Regions from separate parts of the Homo sapiens genome. Here all the other regions are linked to region 3. The links are chromatin loops, found by intact Hi-C in ENCODE. Cell type or tissue: ascending aorta. All regions are shown on one strand. Links, peaks and the distances in the headings refer to the core of each region. The heading gives the core; the rest is flanking DNA.

Region 1 (5,889 bases), core at 840-4,839, 130 kb before region 3:
CATCCAAGGACCTCTGGCTCTGAGGTCCCACCAAATCCCTGGCTTCCCTGGGACAATGCCAGAGGAATGCTATCACTGACTTTGACACTGACATCACCACAAGTTGTTGCTCTCAGTTAAGGCAAAACTAGCTTCTATAACAATCTTCCATCTCTCAGTAGCATAAACACAGTAGATTTGTTTCTTGCTCATGTTAATCCCAATCAGGTACTCAATGGGTTGCCTCTCATGTGATAATTTGTGGACCGTGGGCCCAAACTCCTCCTGGTTGGAGGCCTAGCTATTTTCTTGAGTCTTGGGGTCCTTTGCCTTTAGCTGGAAGACAAGAAGAGAGAAGGTAGAGGAGACATACCCACTTCTTAATCAGTTTGGTCTGGAGGTGACACTCATCATTTCTGCTTACCTCCCTGAGATGGGGACTAGTCTACTTAGTCCATGTGGCTCTACCCAGACACAAGGGGAGTTAAAGAGTGTAGCTCCTGGCCAGAGCACCCTCTGCAAGACCTCATTATGAGAATGGAGCACAGACCTCAGAGCACAGAGAAGTGATGCCTGGCAGTGGCAAACCAAAGAAACTGAGGAAATGGGATACATTACTGGGTGTGAGTGTGAGAAAAGACATGGAACTATAGGGAAGCTAGAGTTACAAAAGCTCCAAGAGAAGGAACAAAGATGAGGAGAGCCACCTAAGTTGGAGCTCTGGAAGAAGGAGAAAAGGTTGGAGCAGCTGCTATAAGATGTGAGACTTTAGAAAGAGACTACATACAATTATTGCTAACTGTTGTATGGTATGATTTCTCCCCTGTCAAGCTCCAGTGAAGGTTTTGGGGTATGAAAGGACAGAGGACAACCTAGGGTTATTGAATTTAAATAGTTTAAAATCAATAGCTATTTTAAAATTAGATAGTGGTGGTGGTTGAACACCTTTGTGAATATACTAAAAGCTACTAAATTATACATTTTAAAGGATGAATTTTATGGTATGTGGATTATATATGAATAAAAAATCGTATGAGAAAATGATAGCTACCATTTCTGGATGCTTCTTTTGTGCCAGGTACTTTACACATTTTGATAATCTCAAATTCTTAGTTTAACTGAAAGGTAGGTATGAATGTCTCTGTTTTATAGATGAAGAAACTGAGATTCACTGAGGTTAAATGACCCAATGTCACACAAATGGTAGAGCCAGAATTCACACCCAACTCTGCCTGGCTCTGAAGCTGGCTGGCATTCTCTCCACTGCCCCTTGTGGCTCCCCAACAATAATCACTGTCTGTATTGAGCACCAGATACTGAGCACTTTGACTATAAAACTCAAATTCCCTCAGCAATCCTGGGAAGTTAACAATATTCTTGACTTTATAAATGAGGTTACCAATGCTTGGAATTGTCAATAATTGCCACAAACTCAGCTACTAAGTGGCAATGCCAGTAGCTGATTTCAAATCCTTTCTGATTTCAAAGCCCTTCAACACGCTTTCTTTTGGGAGTCCATCAGCACTCCTCTATTTACAGTGGCAAACACATTTCTCTCTATCTTCTTAACAAACCTTGCTTTTCACTGCCTGATTCAATTCAGCTCACTTTATGGAGTGCTTTTTAAGTGATAAGTATTAGGCTACGATGGCTAGTCATTGCTTCTTCACTAGTTGAGGTCCATCTCCTTTTTCAAAGTTGGATTCAAAGGTCCTTTCTCTATGAAGTTTTTTCTACCCAACTGTGTTCACATTTATTCCTTAAACAGGAAGATGATTGATTTGATTATACCTATGCTACTCAAAGTGTAGTTTTTGAATGAGTCTAGTCTGAGATGGTTGTTGTCAGTTCATGCAAGATAAGTAAAGAAATGGAGTGTAAGTATTTAGAAACTATCATAGCAATTTAATATTGCTATAATATCCAACTGCATAATCAGCAGGCTCATATTTTGTCTTTTTCATTTTTCTAGTAATTTATTTTTATTGTATTTTACAAAAGAATCAGTCTGCCACAGATTGGAAATTCTTTTAAAAAACAATCCTGTACCACAAATAATTTGAGAAACACTGATCTACAAATGGCAAATATAGGCCAAGTCTGGCCCACCACTTAATTTTGCAAATAAAATGTTATTAAAACACAGTCACAGCCACTTATTTACATATGGTGTATGATTGCTTCCATGCTATAATGGCAGCATTGAGTAGTTGTGACAGAGACCACATAGCCCACAAAGTCTAAAATATTTGTTTTCTGGACCTTTAAGGAAAAGGTTTACTGACATCTGATCTAGACCACTTGTTCTCAATCATGATTACACTTCAGGAATTCCTGGGAGACATTTTAAAAATACCGATGGCTGGGTTCTGTTCCCGGGGATTCTGATTTCATTGGTTTATGGTGCAGCCAGTGCAGGTCATTTTAATGTTCAGCAAAGTTTTAAACCACTGATTTAGATCAGTAACTTTCAACTTTGGCCTGGAATCAGAATCACTGAGGATGCCAGGGATTCACTCTCAACCTACTGTATCAGAATTCTGGGAAGTGGGGCCCAGGCATGCTTGAATGTGTTTTTGTTAAGTAAATCCTCTGCAGGTAATTGAGATGTTTAATAGGGATTGAGAGACACTGGTATCAACCCAAGAGCAATGATTTTTAAAACTGTTACATATATCTAAATTACATGAAGAGGGTGCTAAGAATACAGACTACCAAGCCCCACATCGAGTGAGTCTAATTCAGCAGGTCTCAGAGAGATGTGACCCAGGAATGTGTATTTTTAGCAAGCTGTAAGAAACATGGCTGTGCTGCAGCCAAGCAGGCACAGGCTGAGGTAAACATCCTGCATGACTCAGCAGGATTGGAGTGCAGGCACACATTCTCATGCCTTATATAATCACAGCTATCTAAACATAACATAGAGAAGCTCATGACCTGGCTCTCAGCCACTATTGTTTGTAAGGTGTATAAATGTAACACTGACACTGAGAAAGAGCTGCTAAATAAAGCCATATCTCATCTACCTGCTGTCTCTCGAGTGTTCTTCTAGCTCCCTGCCCCCTATCCACCCACTCCCCTCAGACCTCAGCTGGGGCTCGAACCTGACAATTGGCATAGTCAGCAGGATGAGGTGAGTGGGTCTTCATTCCTTGAGGCTTCCAGGTCAGCTCTGTGGCCACAGCACGGGCTGTGGTACCCAGTGGCAGAGGTGCTGCTTGGATGGGCCCCAGTGGAAACATAGGAGGCAGTGGACTGGTCTCCCACGAGTGTGGAGAAGGCACTGGAGCAGCTGGAAGCACACAGCTTCAAGAAGGAATGCACTTTTGCCGGCAGAGTCGATGGGCATTTCTGACTGCACTGTGTGAAGTATATACTCAGTCCTTGCAGGACACAGTGCAGGTAAGGGATCTTCAGACACAAGCTAAGTGCCTGGGGGCCAAAATGCACAGCTTGTAGTACAGCCTGGGGATGAAGGACTTCCAGGCTCAAGCAGGGTGCTTAGAGGCCCAGATAAACAGCCTGGAACAGGAGTTAGCAACAGCTGTTAGTGCGACCTGAGCCCATCCTCCCAGCCGGACACTCTCATTGGGTCTGATGCCGAGGAGGAGGAGGCTCTTCTGCTGCTGGCTTGCCCCATGATCCATCAGAAGTAGAACGCAAGCAGCCAATGGAGCCCCAGGGGAGAGCCCAGGGACTCCCACAGTGGTGGAACACACCTCTTATAGTGCTTATAACCCCACTGAGTTGTGTGAGTTAGGTAAACGCGCCGGCAGCCCCTCCCTGCCTGGTTACTCCATCTTTGGGACAAAGGAACTGACAACATTCCCTGCTCCACCTCTGATAGAGAAGCTGGCTTCTATCACAACTCACCCCTCCCTTCATTAGTGGCTGCAGCTGTGCCAATGGTCAGCACAGGGACAAGATGACCACACTTTAATTGAGTGGCTAATGGGAGCCACATGGACTGTTTGGAATGATGCCAGAGAAATACCAGAAACTGTGAGTAAATGGCAATCATATACTGATTTGGTGCAGATACTCTAGGAGATGGGTATGCAGCAGGCTGTGTTTGATCTGAATACCTGGGGGCCAGATGATAAATGCTTTGCCTCCCACATGAGGGATCTGGTGCTGGGCTCAGCATCCCCAAACTCTTTTGGCTCTCTGGCCTCTGTTCTCACCCTATATGTGGGGCACCGTATACATGAAGTGACTACCGCTATGGCAGCCCTTGGGGAGGCAGAAGGCCATTGGCAGGACCAGGGACTCCATGCCATAAAGAAGGGAAAGTCCATGCTGTAAAGAAGGTCCACAGGTAACTATCCAAGGATATAACAAGGGGCCCAGTGGGTGACCCACAAGCCAATGTGGTTTGATTTACTTTCAGCTAGGGTTGCTCAAGAGACACTTGACGGGCAACCCAGTGAAATGCTGTTGGCTCTGTGGAGGCAATTTTCCCCAGAGCAACAATTCTGGAAAATGCCCAAGAAGGGGCAAAACAGTTGTTCAACCTAATCCTGTCTAGACACTGCAGCTCAAGGACTATTTGCAGACAGGCGAAGATATGGCACCTTTCTTGTTTGATTAGGGAACTGGCCAAGATGCCTGGCTTTGTGGGAGTTGGGGAGTGGATGACCAGAGGCCACATGTGGAGCTGGCAATCCACTGCTCCCCAACTAATGTACAGAGGGTCTTGGCACTGGTAGATACTGGTGCAGACTGCAGTCTAGTTTTTGGGAACCCGGGTAAGTTTCTGGGCAAAACTGTATTCATTGACAGTTATGGGGGCCAATCAGTAAAGGTGAAACCTGTCTCTGCATCTTGGCATTGGCCGCTTGGATCCCCACCTATACTCTGTGTATGTCTCTCCTATACGTGAATATTTTCTGGGGATGGACATTTTGCATGGTCTGGATTTACACCTCACGGCCAAAGAATTCAGACTCCAAGTTTGCATAGTAAAGCTGGTACTGCGTGGACATACACATCACCAGTCCCAAGCTCTGCCACAACCCTGATGGGTTACCTCCACTCATCAATACCATTTGCCAGGGGGGCATACAGAGATAACTAAGACTACTAAGAAGTTAGATGAGGTGTAAATAGTGCGTAGCATTGATCGCCCCTACAATTCCCTGGTATGGCTAGTCAGAAAGCCTGATGGAACTTGGCAGATGACAGTGGATGATTGGGAACTGAATAAGGTGACACCTCCTCTGCATGCAGCTGTACCCTCCATCATGGATTTGACAGACCACTTGACAATGGAACTAGGACAGTACCACTTTGTGGTGGACTTAGCTAATGCATTCTTCTTCATTGACATTGCTCCAGAGAGCCAGGAATAGTTTGCCTTCACATGAGAAGGATGACAATGGACTTTTACCATACTGCCGCAGGACTATGTGCATAGCCCCACCATTTGTCGTGGTCTTGTTGCCATGGAATTAGCTGCCTGGAAATGTCCAAAAGGGGTCCTCCTGTTTCATTACATTGATGATATTATGTTAACCTCTGATTCTCTTGCAGATTTAAAAGTGGCAGTGCCCCTCTTGTGGCAACATTTGGCAGCATGTGGTTGGGCCATCAACAAATCCAAGGTCCAATGGCCTGGATTATCTGCGAAATTCTTAGGAGTTATTTGGTTGAGTAAGACAAAGGCCATACCAGAGGCCATCATTGAGAAAATCCAGGCATACCCCCGACCCACCACGATGAAGCAGCTGCAGACTTTTGTAGGCCTCTTGGAGTATTGGCGGCCATTTGTGCCCCATTTGGCTCAAATGATAAAACCATTGTATGGGTTATCAAAAAAAGGGGCTACCTGGGATTGGGATAATGAAGCTGGAACAGACCTTCTGGCCGCCAAGTGGGCCATTCAGCAAACACAGGCCTTACAAGTAATTG
Region 2 (5,889 bases), core at 840-4,839, 58 kb before region 3:
GTTAAATTGTTTCAAGTTTCCACTGTGATGTCTTTCAGACATTCTATTTATTCAAAATAGAATCTCCTTCTTACCTTGTAATTCCTTTGCATTCTTTAAAACTCAGCTCAGCTCTCACCTCCACTGGGGAGCTTTCTGTGACTCTTCCTAATCTGACTAGGTGCCTCTCATAGGTTTTAATAGCAGCCTGTGCACACTTCTCTCTTAGCAGTAATGAAACTATACTGAGATTGGATACTTGATGGTCATCCCCATAAATTATACACTGTAAGCTCTTTTAGGACAAGGGCGTTTTAAAAGAAATATGTTTCCCCTGTAGCGTAGAACTTGGAAGGTTGTAAGTGCACAATAATACATGGAGTAAACTAGTATCACCAAAAAATTCTTACTTTTTTCTCCTTTATGGGTATAATTTGTGATTGTAAAGTTTCATTTTGAAAATCACCACTATTCAGAGTACTGATAGGCACATTATTTCTGTCTCTTGTGCTTATAAATTGGAAAATGACACAGTCATTTTCTCCCAATGCTCCTCCCATTTTTACATCACCAAACTTGTTCTTCTTTGATGGTGAAAGTGAAGTCCAGTGTATTATCAACTTTGTTAATGCATTCACATACTACACAATAAAAATGCCAGTGAAGTAGGTTGAAAACTTATCAGATGCTCTCCTTTTAGCAGAATTAAATGTCCAGCAAAGAATTTAGAACACATACCTCATGTCCAGTGTCTTAGCTTTGGAGCGAGCTTCTGTGTATAGACCAGGAAAATATCATCTATGTCCTTCTTTCTGTCTAGGCAGCATATAGACTATTCCCACAACATCTCTCCTGTTTTCGCCTCACTTTATTATCAAATAAATATTCTATCCCTGTGTCAGTCGGTGCCCCCCCCTCCCCACCCCCTGCCCCAGGCCACTTTTCATAGGGCTGTCCTGGGGAGTGATGTTTCTGTATCCACATAGCTCTTCTCTGCCTTTTTTATTTTTCTACATGAACTGGAGAATTGGTAACTAACAGACTTTAGAGGTCAACTCTGTCATTTCATTAATGAGAAAGCATAGCCCGTACAGGTAAAATGATTTGCCTAATATGAGTAATATTAACAACTAACATTTATTATATGCTTTCTGTGCTACATACTTTACATGTATTACCTTATTTAATCTACGTGACAACCCAATAGGGAAGTATTACTAGTATTCCTATTTCACAGACGAGGAAAATTAAGCTTGGAGAAATGAATTAATGTGCCCAAAGTCACACATCAAGTGAGAAGTAAATCAAGGATTCCAACTGAGGCAGTTTGACTCAAGAGCCATTTCATTTAACCACCAAGCTCTGCTGCCTAATACCAGAAAAAAAGCTACTTATTTTTCCATTGACTTAAAATATATTTTATCTTCATCTCTGATTGTTCTTCATTTGGCAATAGCTAGAGAATGCTGGCCAAATTGTTAATGGGCTTAATGGTCCACAAACAAGCTCTGCAATGTATAAGAGAGAACCTATTTCAGATGTTAAGAATTTTTATGTAATTCAAATTATCTGCAATGTGAGCATAGGCTTTCATATATCAACGTTCTTAGAATAAGAGCCACCTGTTTTAGAAAGGAGCAGTCCAGAAGATAGGAAGCACTATTTGTAATTAAAGTGGAAAATTCGCCATGGCTGTGAAGTTAAATTCAAAAGGGGCTGATTAAGAAAAGTAAAGAGAGTACTATTAGTCCTTTTAGTGCAAACTCTTTGTTTGCCCAAGCCAAACAGTTGCCATTTCTGAACAGAAATAAAACACCTGTTGCTTCAGAAAGGAAAATTTCAGACCTGGCTTTTTAGAGCTATTGCTGATAAGAGCTGACCATGAAAACCTTCCAAAAATGGACATCTGGGGCCAAAAGTTTATCTTCCCCTCTGTTTATTTTTCTTTATCTGTCCATGTACCTTAGCTGGAAATGTGGCTTGCAACTCTAGTCCAGGACTCACTCCCCTCTTCACTTCTGGAAGGGGCACTGGTTTCGGTGCAGCTGCTCTAGACAAACAGTGAGGCTCCCACTGGCATGATGAGCTCTGGCTCTAGGGGAACACAGAGAGAGGCTCTTCTGGTTTCTCCCCTCCTATGGTCTATCCAAGGGCCCTGACCGTTGGATTCTGTGGACTCTCCTCTATCCTTAGTGGACAGTGATTACTTAGAGAAAAACCATTTGCACAAACCAGTTAATGCCCAGCCTCAGCCCCGGTGCTGCTAGCCAGCTGACTCTATCCTCTTAAAGAGACACATTGACCATTTTCTCCTGCCATCAAGAGTAGGGATATTGGGGAATGTGTTCCTTCCTCGAGAGCAAACCACTTGAGGTACAAATCTGATTTTATCACTCTCTTGCCCATAGATGGCGCCCCATCACCTGTAGCTCTCCCGACTCCAGTGGATTTTGATTAATTGAGCCAGGAGTCCGCTCAGGAATTCGCATTTTTAACAAGCTTCCTAGGCGACCAACTGTCCCAGTGTACCTGGGACTGAGGTGTTTTCCAGGACTTGGGGCTTTCAGTGCTAAAACTGGAGAAGTCCTGGGCCAAATGGAATGAGTTGGTTAGCTTGTTTCTGGATAATTGTGATTTACAGCAGGAGTCTGCAGACTACAGCCCACGGGCCAATCCAGCTCTACACCTGTTTTTGTAAATAAAGTTTTACTGGAATGTAGACATGTTCACTGATTTACATATCTGCTATGGTTACTTTCGTGCTATAGTAGCAGAGTTGAGTAGTTGCGACAGAGAGGATATGACTCAAGAAACCTAAAATATGTATTATTTGCCCCTTTACAGAAAACATTTGCTGACTCCAACAATCTAATCCCTTCATCGTGAGTGGGCTGCCTTCCTCTCCAGCCTCATCTCCACTCTTCCCTTCTTCACTCTGATGGCACGAGGCATACTAATCTATTTATAGTTCCAGAAAAGTGCCAAATGCTCTTCCTTATACATGTTTCTTTTATCACATGCTGTTCCCTGTACCTGGAATGCTTTCCTCCCCACTGTGCTTGACTAATTCCTTCTGGTCCAACAGGACACAACTCAGGCAGACCCTTCTCCAGGAATTCTTCCCTGTCTCTGTCCCCACCCCCAGCCAGGTTCACTCGCACATGAAGCCTCCGGCACACATCTCAATCATTGCACTCACCACACTGTGCCAAAAGTGATTGCTTGCTTATTTGTTTCTCTATGAGATCCTTCAGGAAAAACACTGTGGCATATTCACTTTTATGACTCCATTCCTTAGCTTTACTCCTAGCATGGAAGAAACCCAGGAAATGTTTGTTGAATTGTGAGCCTATAAAATAGGAATAAGAATTTTCCCCTAGACACTTATCTGTTTGCATATCTTAGCTAGAAACTTAGGTTGTGGCTCCTGCCCGGAACTCACACCCTCTTCTCTTCTGGAAGGGGCACTGGTTTAGGTGCGGCTTCTCGAGACAGTGAGGTCCCCCTCATCCTGCTGGGCCCTGGTCTTGGGGTGGAGGCACATGTGGATAATATACTATTCCCTCCAGTGTGGAAATATACGGTAGCTATTGACTAGGAGTGGTGGCTTTTGTGAGTATACTTTTCTGGTCACAATAAGAATTGGAAGAACTGGGAGTTGGAAAGATTTTTTTTTTTCTGAGAATAATTTTTGTTTTCTTAGAAAACTCAAGGGGAAATATAGGAATCCCCTTTTCTCTCCTGCATTTTATCCTTTTCTTCCCCAGGCCTGCTTGTCTCCAAATATGCCAAATGTGATAATTTTTGGAGCAAACTGAGTTATAATGTGTTCTATGGCTTTAAACTAATAAAATGGCTTGAGATCAACAATGGCATCCAAAAAGTACTTGAAGGCATGCTTGTTTTTCCAAAATTTTTTTTTCTTTTAACAGGACTTTTTCTTTGTCTGTTGCTTTTAAATTCCCAGAAACTGTTTCTCCTAATGTTCTACTCCCAGAATTAGGACCCAAGTGCTGTTCAGTACAGAGTGCTAGATCTCTGTTTTCTATGATCTTCCAGGGGAAACTAAGGAGACCCATGGAGGAGCAGCTCATCCAGGAAACAAAAGGAGCCTGGAAAGCCACAGAGAAGGTAGGCGTCGTCAGGGCCCCAGCCTGAACAAGCTAGATGATGGTAGCTCTAGGTGGCAGCAACTAAGGAGAGAGTCCAGCATGAGGTGGGTTTGCAGGCCTAGACTTCACTCCTCAAAGTGGGTTTGGCAAGAGTTGGCAATCTGTTAGTGTTCAGGCTGCTGACTTTGCCCTCTGGGACCTTTTGTTCCTACAGCTCCCATGGGATGGACCCACTATCCGTCCACAAGGCACAAAACTGTGATAAAGAGAAAGCCTATAATCGAACGATCACAGCACTGGAGTCCCAGCCAGGACACATCCCAGATGTTGGATCCAGGGCAAGTTTTTTACCTTCCCAAGTCTCTGATCCTTCTTCTATAAAATGGGCATAATAGTTTATACCCAGGTTAAAGATTGAGATCATATATGGAAAAGTTTTTAAAGTTCCTGACATATTAGATACCCTAAGACAGTCCCCAAGTGGGGGATGCACGGCTCTGAGAAGATAGACAGAGGCTGTGTCTAGGTGGGAACCTCCGCCCTGCCCAAGAGGGCACTTGTCTGGCCAAGAGTCAAGGATGCTGGACTGAGCCTAACACTGCCTTCTTCCAGACTCCTCCAAAATCAGGACTAGCCTTCTTGGCCAGTGGCTCTTCAGGCCCAGCTGGAAGACAGGAATTAAGCAGACCCTGAGGAACACTGGACTGTTCTTCGTCTGGACCAGCCTGAGGGATTTTTTTTTCAGGTCCCTCTCCTCAGTCATCAGTTCTTTCCCATATTTAATGCTCCCTGGAGGATCTCACCAGCCCCTAAGGCTTCCAACACTCCCTATTATCTAAGGCCTTCCAAATCAGATCTCCAGCCTAGTCCTCTTCTAAGCTGGATACAGATGGACCCCCTATTTGCTGGAAAGCTACACTTTATATACCATAAGCACCCTAAACTCACCTCTAAAACTTAGCTCATGTTCTTTCTCTCCAACACTGGCTTCTCCGCATATGTTCCCAATACAAGTCAATGATATCATTCCCCCTTCTCTTGGCAAAGCCAGAAAAATGTGAAGTCATCCTAAGCCTCCTCCCTTTTTTGCCCCCTCTTCATATCTAGTCAACTACAGGGTCATTTATTTACTCATCAATTCAGCAAACATATATTGAGTGCTTGCCATGGGTAAAGCACTACACTGTGAGCCAGATAAAGAGTAGTGAACAAAATACACACGGTGTCTAACATCTATGAGGAGATAGATGTTCAGTGAATGAATATACAAACATAAGTTCTGATAAGTGTTATGAAGGAAAAGCATAGAGCATTTTAAGGACTATGACAAGAGGAACTGATTTATATTGGGAGGTCAAGGAATGTATATTAGTCCGGAAATCTTTCAATTACAAATAACAGAAACCCAATCTGAACAAGCTTAAGCAAAAAGAAAGAATGTATTGAAAAGATATTGCTGTGGTTCATAGAAGCAAAGAAGAGGTGGCAATCCCAGCTTTGAGAAGGCGGCAAGAGTGGATGATAAGGCCAGGTGCAGGGGCTCACGCTTGTAATCCCAACACTTTGGGAGGCCAAGGTGGGCGGATCGCTTGAGGTCAGGAGCCTAGACCAGCCTGGCCAACACGGTGAAACCTCATCTCCACTACAAACACAAAAATTAGCAGGGTGTGGTGGTGCACTACTGTAATCCCAGCTACTCAGGAGGCTGAGGTAGGAGAATTGCTTGAACCCGGGAGGCTGAGGTTGCAGTGAGTAGAGATTGCGCCACTGCACTCCAGCCTAGGCGACAGACTGTCTC
Region 3 (5,889 bases), core at 745-4,744:
AATTCTCTGCCAACGCTTTTATCTTCAGAGAAAGAGAATGTGCTGTAACCATATCTTTTATATATCTAATTATAAACTATTCCTTAGAAAAGAGAGGGCTTTTTAGCTTATTGTAAAACTTCCCATTCCGTGTGTTAATTAAGAAAACAGCTAGCCAGAATATCTTTAAGTAATTTTTCTCTCCTTCAAGCTTCTAGACAAAAACAAACCTCTGTGTTATCTTGGGTTCCTCTTGCTCCCTTACCTCCCACACCCAGGAGGCTGCCAAGTGCTGTCAGTCCTGCCCTTGCAACATCTCTTCTGTCGTCCCCACCCCTCTCTCCTGCTGCTGCTTCGGAGTTAGCTTCCTTGCTGGCCTTCTGGTTTCCTGTCTGTCCTCCTCCACTCTGTTGTCCCCATTACTGGTAGATTCATCTTTGTCCAGCGCCTGGGACACAGTCATGGCTTAGAAATGCTCATCAACTCTGAAGCTCTGATTTTTCCAACATCTTATTCAGAATTCTGCAGGCATCCCTCAACCCCATACATGAAGTCTGAACTCTCTAGCCTGCCACTCCAGGCCCTCCCTCATCTGACATCAGCCTACCTGTCCTTGTCACCTACCTGCTCTCATCAGGGAGCTTACATTCTGGACATGCTAAGAAGGACCTGCTTCTAGTGCTCTCCTGCTCCTCATCCTTTGCTCATGGTGTTTTCTCTACTTGCAATGCCTTGTCCCCCAAATACTACCTATTCTGCAAGACTCAAATCCAGTGCCACCTCCTTCTTGAAGCTGTTCCCAATCCCACACAGCCAGGTACATCCTCTCCTTCCTCTGCACTCACTTAGCACTCTCTGTCTCTCATGTGGAACTATTTAAGTACATGTCATTTTGCGTAGTTTGAGAGCAGCATTTGTGTGCATTTGTGTCTTCAGTGCAATGCCACACGTAAAGTGTACAACAGGGTTCCTGGTACACAGTAGGTATTCAATAAAGGTGGGAGCCTCCCCCTTCTGGTAGACGTTTTGAAAGATGAACCACTAAAATCTCATGGCAGCAACAGCAGAACTCCTTTTCTTGAGAAACCCAGGGGGTTCACATTGTGTCTGTCTGCTTATTTTAAGGAAGGTGACATGATGTAGCAGAACACAGCAGACCTGAGTCTGAGTCTGGGCTCTGCCATATAATTCCTTAGAGATTTCAGAACATTTGCCTAACTTCTTTACATTTTTCATCATTAGGGTAGCTTTCTTATTACTATATTAGAACTGTAGAAATTAGGCTTATGAAGCAAGGAGATCCCCTAAAGAGAAAGACTCAGATAAGACCTTTGTTCTTTCACATAATGACAAGGTGATGGACAGACAGATGAGGACAGACAGGAGACTCTATTCTCCCAAGCCATCCATGGCCCCAGCTTCTTTTTGTTCATTGCTCTGCCATTGCCCAGATAAACTAAAGCTTACTCATCAGCTCCACAACCATATCTCTTTCTAGATCCCAGGAAGGCAAGCAAAGAGAAAATAGCTCCTTTTATAAGGACTTCACCCCTAAAGTTGCACAGTCACTTTTGTTCAAATCCTATTGACTAGAATGATATGACCACACTTAGCTACAAGGGAGGCTGAGAAAGGCTTAGCAATCCCAGGCCTCTGATTCTTCAGTCATCCTATTCAGCAATAACTGGGAAGCCACATATACTACCAAAACTCAGAGTAGGAAGGTTCTGTTACCAAAATAAAGCTAAGAATGAATATGGGGGAACAAATACCAGTCTTTGCCATGCCTACCTCACAAAGTTGTTGCAAAGATTAAATGCTAAGATTGGAAAAGCACCCAACATTATGTGCAGCAAAGTAAATACTCATTCCTTCTAATGGAGATCAGCCTTCTCCACTTGCCTAGCAGCTTTCCACATAGCAAGCTCTCACTATGTTTTTAATGAATGAATGCTTACATAAATGAGCTCATTTTAAAGGCTCACCATTGCCAAATAGATAAAACCATTTGTAATTTGCTTATAATTGTTGTTGTATGAAAGCTTGCTGCCAAAGTAGTTTACTGTTTAAGTGGATAGGAATCTCTCTTTCTACATCATCAATTTGCTAAACAAATGGAATTATGCTGAATACTCCTAAGCCTCAAAAATTCCCAAATGAGCCGGACTAACATTATTAGATATCTACTGGCTTAGTATGTGATTGCTAAGCTACATTTTATGTGGATCTCTGCCATTTCTCCAAAGAGCAGATAGCACATTAAGTGATCCATGCCAGCCCCTCACATTCTTTGGTTTGAGCATTTATGCTTAGACTGTCTCCAGGGACACCAGGATGGAGAAGTGGATGGGCAGGCCAGTGGGGGTTCTGCTCTCCTGGAAGCCCCAGGAGAAACTGAGAGCATTAGGGGAGCCCTGCAGCTGGAGGTCTCTGCAGCCTGTGACTCCTGGGAATAAAGGACATGGGGGAAGGCTGTTCCAGATTGAGAGTGGGTGGCTCAGCTGTCAGGGATACCTGGGATTTTTCTCCCCCATGTTAAGCACTTAGCAGCCTCAAAATCCATTTCTGTTTAGTTTAGGCCTGTTGCTAGGGCTCTAGTGCTGTAGCCTGTTGCCTTAGTCAGTGGAGTCTCAGACTACTTTGCCGGAAAGTTCTTCAGCAGTGACTCAGCAAAGGACTTACAATGTCCAGAAATTGTCATTTAAAGCAATTCCCAGAGCTCTGGGAAACAGAGCAAACTGACGTAAACAGAAAAGCAACTTTTGGATGGCTAGAGAGAAGCAGCTACTGCTTCACTAGATGCAGGGTCCAGAGAAAGCCCTGGAAATGACCAGCAAAGGGTGCAAACCCGCCTTCACCCCCTTCCCAAACAAACTCTGTGAGAACCCAGGGCAGCCCCGCTGGAGGGAGGAATCAGGGTGGTTGTGACCGCCACCAATCAGCCAATCAGCACCAACGCTCTAACAACCCAGATTCCCCAGTTCTGGTCTGGCAGCTTCCCCTGTCTCTCTTCCTCCCTCAGCATCATCTCACTGGAAACAACTTCCCACTCCCTCCTCTTCGATTCCGTCAGAGTTGCTGTGTTAACCTCTTCTCTACCTTCTCGAAACCTCAGGATTTATATACTAAGATATTTCCTGAAATTGGATTGTGCTAACCAAATCTCTCATAATCTGCTCTTGGCTAGCTAATTGGACTCCTAGTTTAGTATCAAGATTTCTGGCAAGAAAATGCATTTTTAATTATGTATGTGTATGTGTGTAATCATATGGGTGTATATATAGATATATGTGTGTATATATAACTGTATGCGTGTGAATATAAATGTGTATATATGCACATATATATATATATATATATATATAATATAATAATATTTTGGGATGCCTCCTATGTCTCAGGCATTGTTCCATGTACAAGAATACAGCAGTGAGTAAAACAGGCTAAGAACCTTCCTCCATGAAGATTAGGGCAGACTCACAATAAATAAATATTACATAGTATGTGGGTATCTGTACACATACTATGTGCACACACACGCACACACGTACACACACAGTGGCTGGCACATAGCAAGTTTTCAATAATTAGATGTCCATTAAAAATAATGAGAGCAGCCAGGTGTGTTGGCTTATGCCTGTAATCCCAGCATTTTTGGAGGCAGAGATGGGAAGATCGCTTGAGCCCAGGAGTTTGAGTTGAGACTAGCCTTGGCAACGTAGTGAGACCCTGTCTCTATAAAAAAAAAAAAAAATTAATTAGCTGAGCATGATGGCTCATGCCTGTGATTCCAGCTACTAGGAAGGCTGAGGTGGGGGGATTGCTTGAGCCCAGGAGTTCAAGGCTGCAGTGAACTATGATCGTGCCACTGCACTCCGCTGGCCTAGGTGACAGAGCGGGACTCTGTCTCAAATAAAAATAAAATAATGTGAACTAATATATATTGAGTATTTATTATGTGCCAAGTGCTTTTTAAATTCTTAATAACCCTATAAAATAGAAGCTAGTATTATCTCCATTTACAGATGGAAAACTGAGGCCGAGAGAGATCATACAGCTAGGAGGTAGGAATGTGCGATCTGAGCCCAGACACTGTCTTTAGACCCTTCCTTCCTTATTCTTCCTCTTGAAAATGGGCTGTCTTTATAAAAAGGCAAGCTGTAAACTGCTCTATGTCTGCCGGTGCTATTCTAAGAAGAGCAAGTCTCTTAGAATAGAGGCTTTTCTTAGAAGAAAAAAAGTCTGGGGCAAAGAGAAACTTTAAGCTGGGTTAGCAACACAGCTCTGGAACTATTTTGACTATGTTGCCTGCAACATAATTTTTCTCTCCAGTTCTGCTTTTATCTGACAGCAGGAAAGAGGCAAAAAAAAAAAAAAAAAAAAAAAAAAGACAGCCTTTCCTCAGGTAAATCATAAACATATAGTTTTAAGTGTTTCTCGTTTAGAAAAAGAAAGAAAGAAAAGACAAGGCTAAGTGATCTCAATATATTTTTCCACATGGAGCACCTGAGAGAGAACATAATTCTTGTTGATTCTCAAAAGAGTGAAAGGAAAAGGTGGGGAAAGGAATCAGAAAAAATACCTTCAGGAGGGTTCTGATTACTGGTCAAGCCCTGCCTCAAGCCTTTGAGACCCACTGGGCTAAATAAAAGTTTCTTATAAAGGATTTCAGGAATCAAGACGTTAAAGAGCTCCAAAGGGCCTTAAATGAAAGGGTTAAGCCTAAAAATGATTCACTGTGAGTTATTTTTATAATCACTATATTTTAGTTGGTATTTGCTGAGTACCTACTCTGTACAAAGGAGCTTGCTAGATCTCTTATAGACATTATCTAATTTAGAGTTAGAAATGTGTTATCTGCATGAGCTTGAAAGAAAACCAGAAATTGGCTGGGCGTGGTGGCTCATGCCTGTAATCCCTACACTTTGGGAGGACGAGGCAGGCTGATCACTTGAGGCCAGGAGTTTGAGACTATCCTGGCCAACATGATGAAACCCTGTCTCTACTAAAAATACAAAAATTAGCTGGGCGTGGTGGCACAATAGTCCCAGCTACTTGGGAGCCTGAGGCAAGAAAATTGCTGGAACCCAGGAGGTGGAGGTTGCAGTGAGCCGATTGCATTGCACCACTGCACCACTCCAGCCTGGGCAACAGAGCAATACTCTGAGAAAGGAAAGGAAAGGAAAGGGAAAAGGGAAGGGAAAAGGAAGAAAGAAAAGAGAGACAGAAAAAGAAGAAAGAAAGAAAGAAAAGAAAGAAAGAAAGAGAGAAAGAGAAAGAAAGAAAGGAAAGAAAGAAAGAAAGAAAGAAAGAAAGAAAGAAAGAAAGAAAGAAAGGAAGAAAGAAAGGAAGGAAGGAAGAAAGGAAGGAAGAAAGAAAGGAAGGAAGGAAGGAAGAAAGAAAGGAAGAAAAACGAAAGGAAGGAAGGAAGAAAAAAGGAAGGAAGGAAGGGGACAGAAAGAGAGAAGGGAAGGAAGGAAGGAAGGGAAGGAAACCAGAAATTGGTTTTTATTAATGGTGTTTATTAATGGTGAATAAAAAACAGAACAAATTCTACCTGTGTAATGATTTAAATCTTGTTCTAAATGGAATATCAATTTTACACAGTCATTGCTATGTCAAGTTAACATTTTTTAAATTAAAAAGGTGTGAATAGAAAAACTTAATTCTCCCATTTATGTCTATGACAAACCCCTCTGTATGGCTTATCATATTGTCCTCAGCAAAGTACATTAATTACCTGTTTAGTGTATGAGGGGATAACAGCTTGGTACTGGAGATACAAAAACTGTAAGAATATGCTAATATGATAAAGAGAGTCTAAAACTCACCTGTGAAAATAAACATGTACAAATGGAGAATCAAGAGGCCAGGGAATAAAAACTGCCCTAAGTGATACTAAAATATATT

The links. Hi-C counts contacts between places; a loop is a spot of excess contacts. Peaks named below come from ENCODE experiments on the same cell type or tissue, not always from the same donor. Only the 100,000 strongest peaks of a DNase experiment are listed, where the experiment ranks them.
Region 1: a loop joins it to region 3, with 2.3 times the contacts of the local background. A loop is called at or near these places in 3 of 110 quality-filtered maps.
Region 2: a loop joins it to region 3, with 2.8 times the contacts of the local background. A loop is called at or near these places in 12 of 110 quality-filtered maps.

Annotation. Positions count from the first base shown.
Region 1 is chr1:117,818,892-117,824,780 of GRCh38, reverse strand. LOC105378929 (a long non-coding RNA gene) reads left to right here and starts at 2,980. Exons shown (of 3, transcript XR_947744.3): 1 at 2,980-3,981. In ascending aorta, for the core only: no CTCF peak of the experiment used is centred there; a DNase peak (open chromatin) is centred at 2,824; H3K27ac peaks cover 2,488 bases.
Region 2 is chr1:117,750,770-117,756,658 of GRCh38, reverse strand. No RefSeq gene overlaps it. Among named protein-coding and RNA genes, the nearest start is that of TENT5C, 150 kb to the right of the region's middle. In ascending aorta, for the core only: a CTCF peak has its summit at 2,405 (motif pointing right); a DNase peak (open chromatin) is centred at 2,408; H3K4me3 peaks cover 350 bases; H3K27ac peaks cover 699 bases.
Region 3 is chr1:117,693,042-117,698,930 of GRCh38, reverse strand. No RefSeq gene overlaps it. Among named protein-coding and RNA genes, the nearest start is that of TENT5C, 90 kb to the right of the region's middle. RefSeq lists an enhancer at 1-150 and a silencer at 199-374. In ascending aorta, for the core only: no CTCF peak of the experiment used is centred there; DNase peaks (open chromatin) are centred at 2,620 and 2,900; H3K4me3 peaks cover 491 bases; H3K27ac peaks cover 3,920 bases.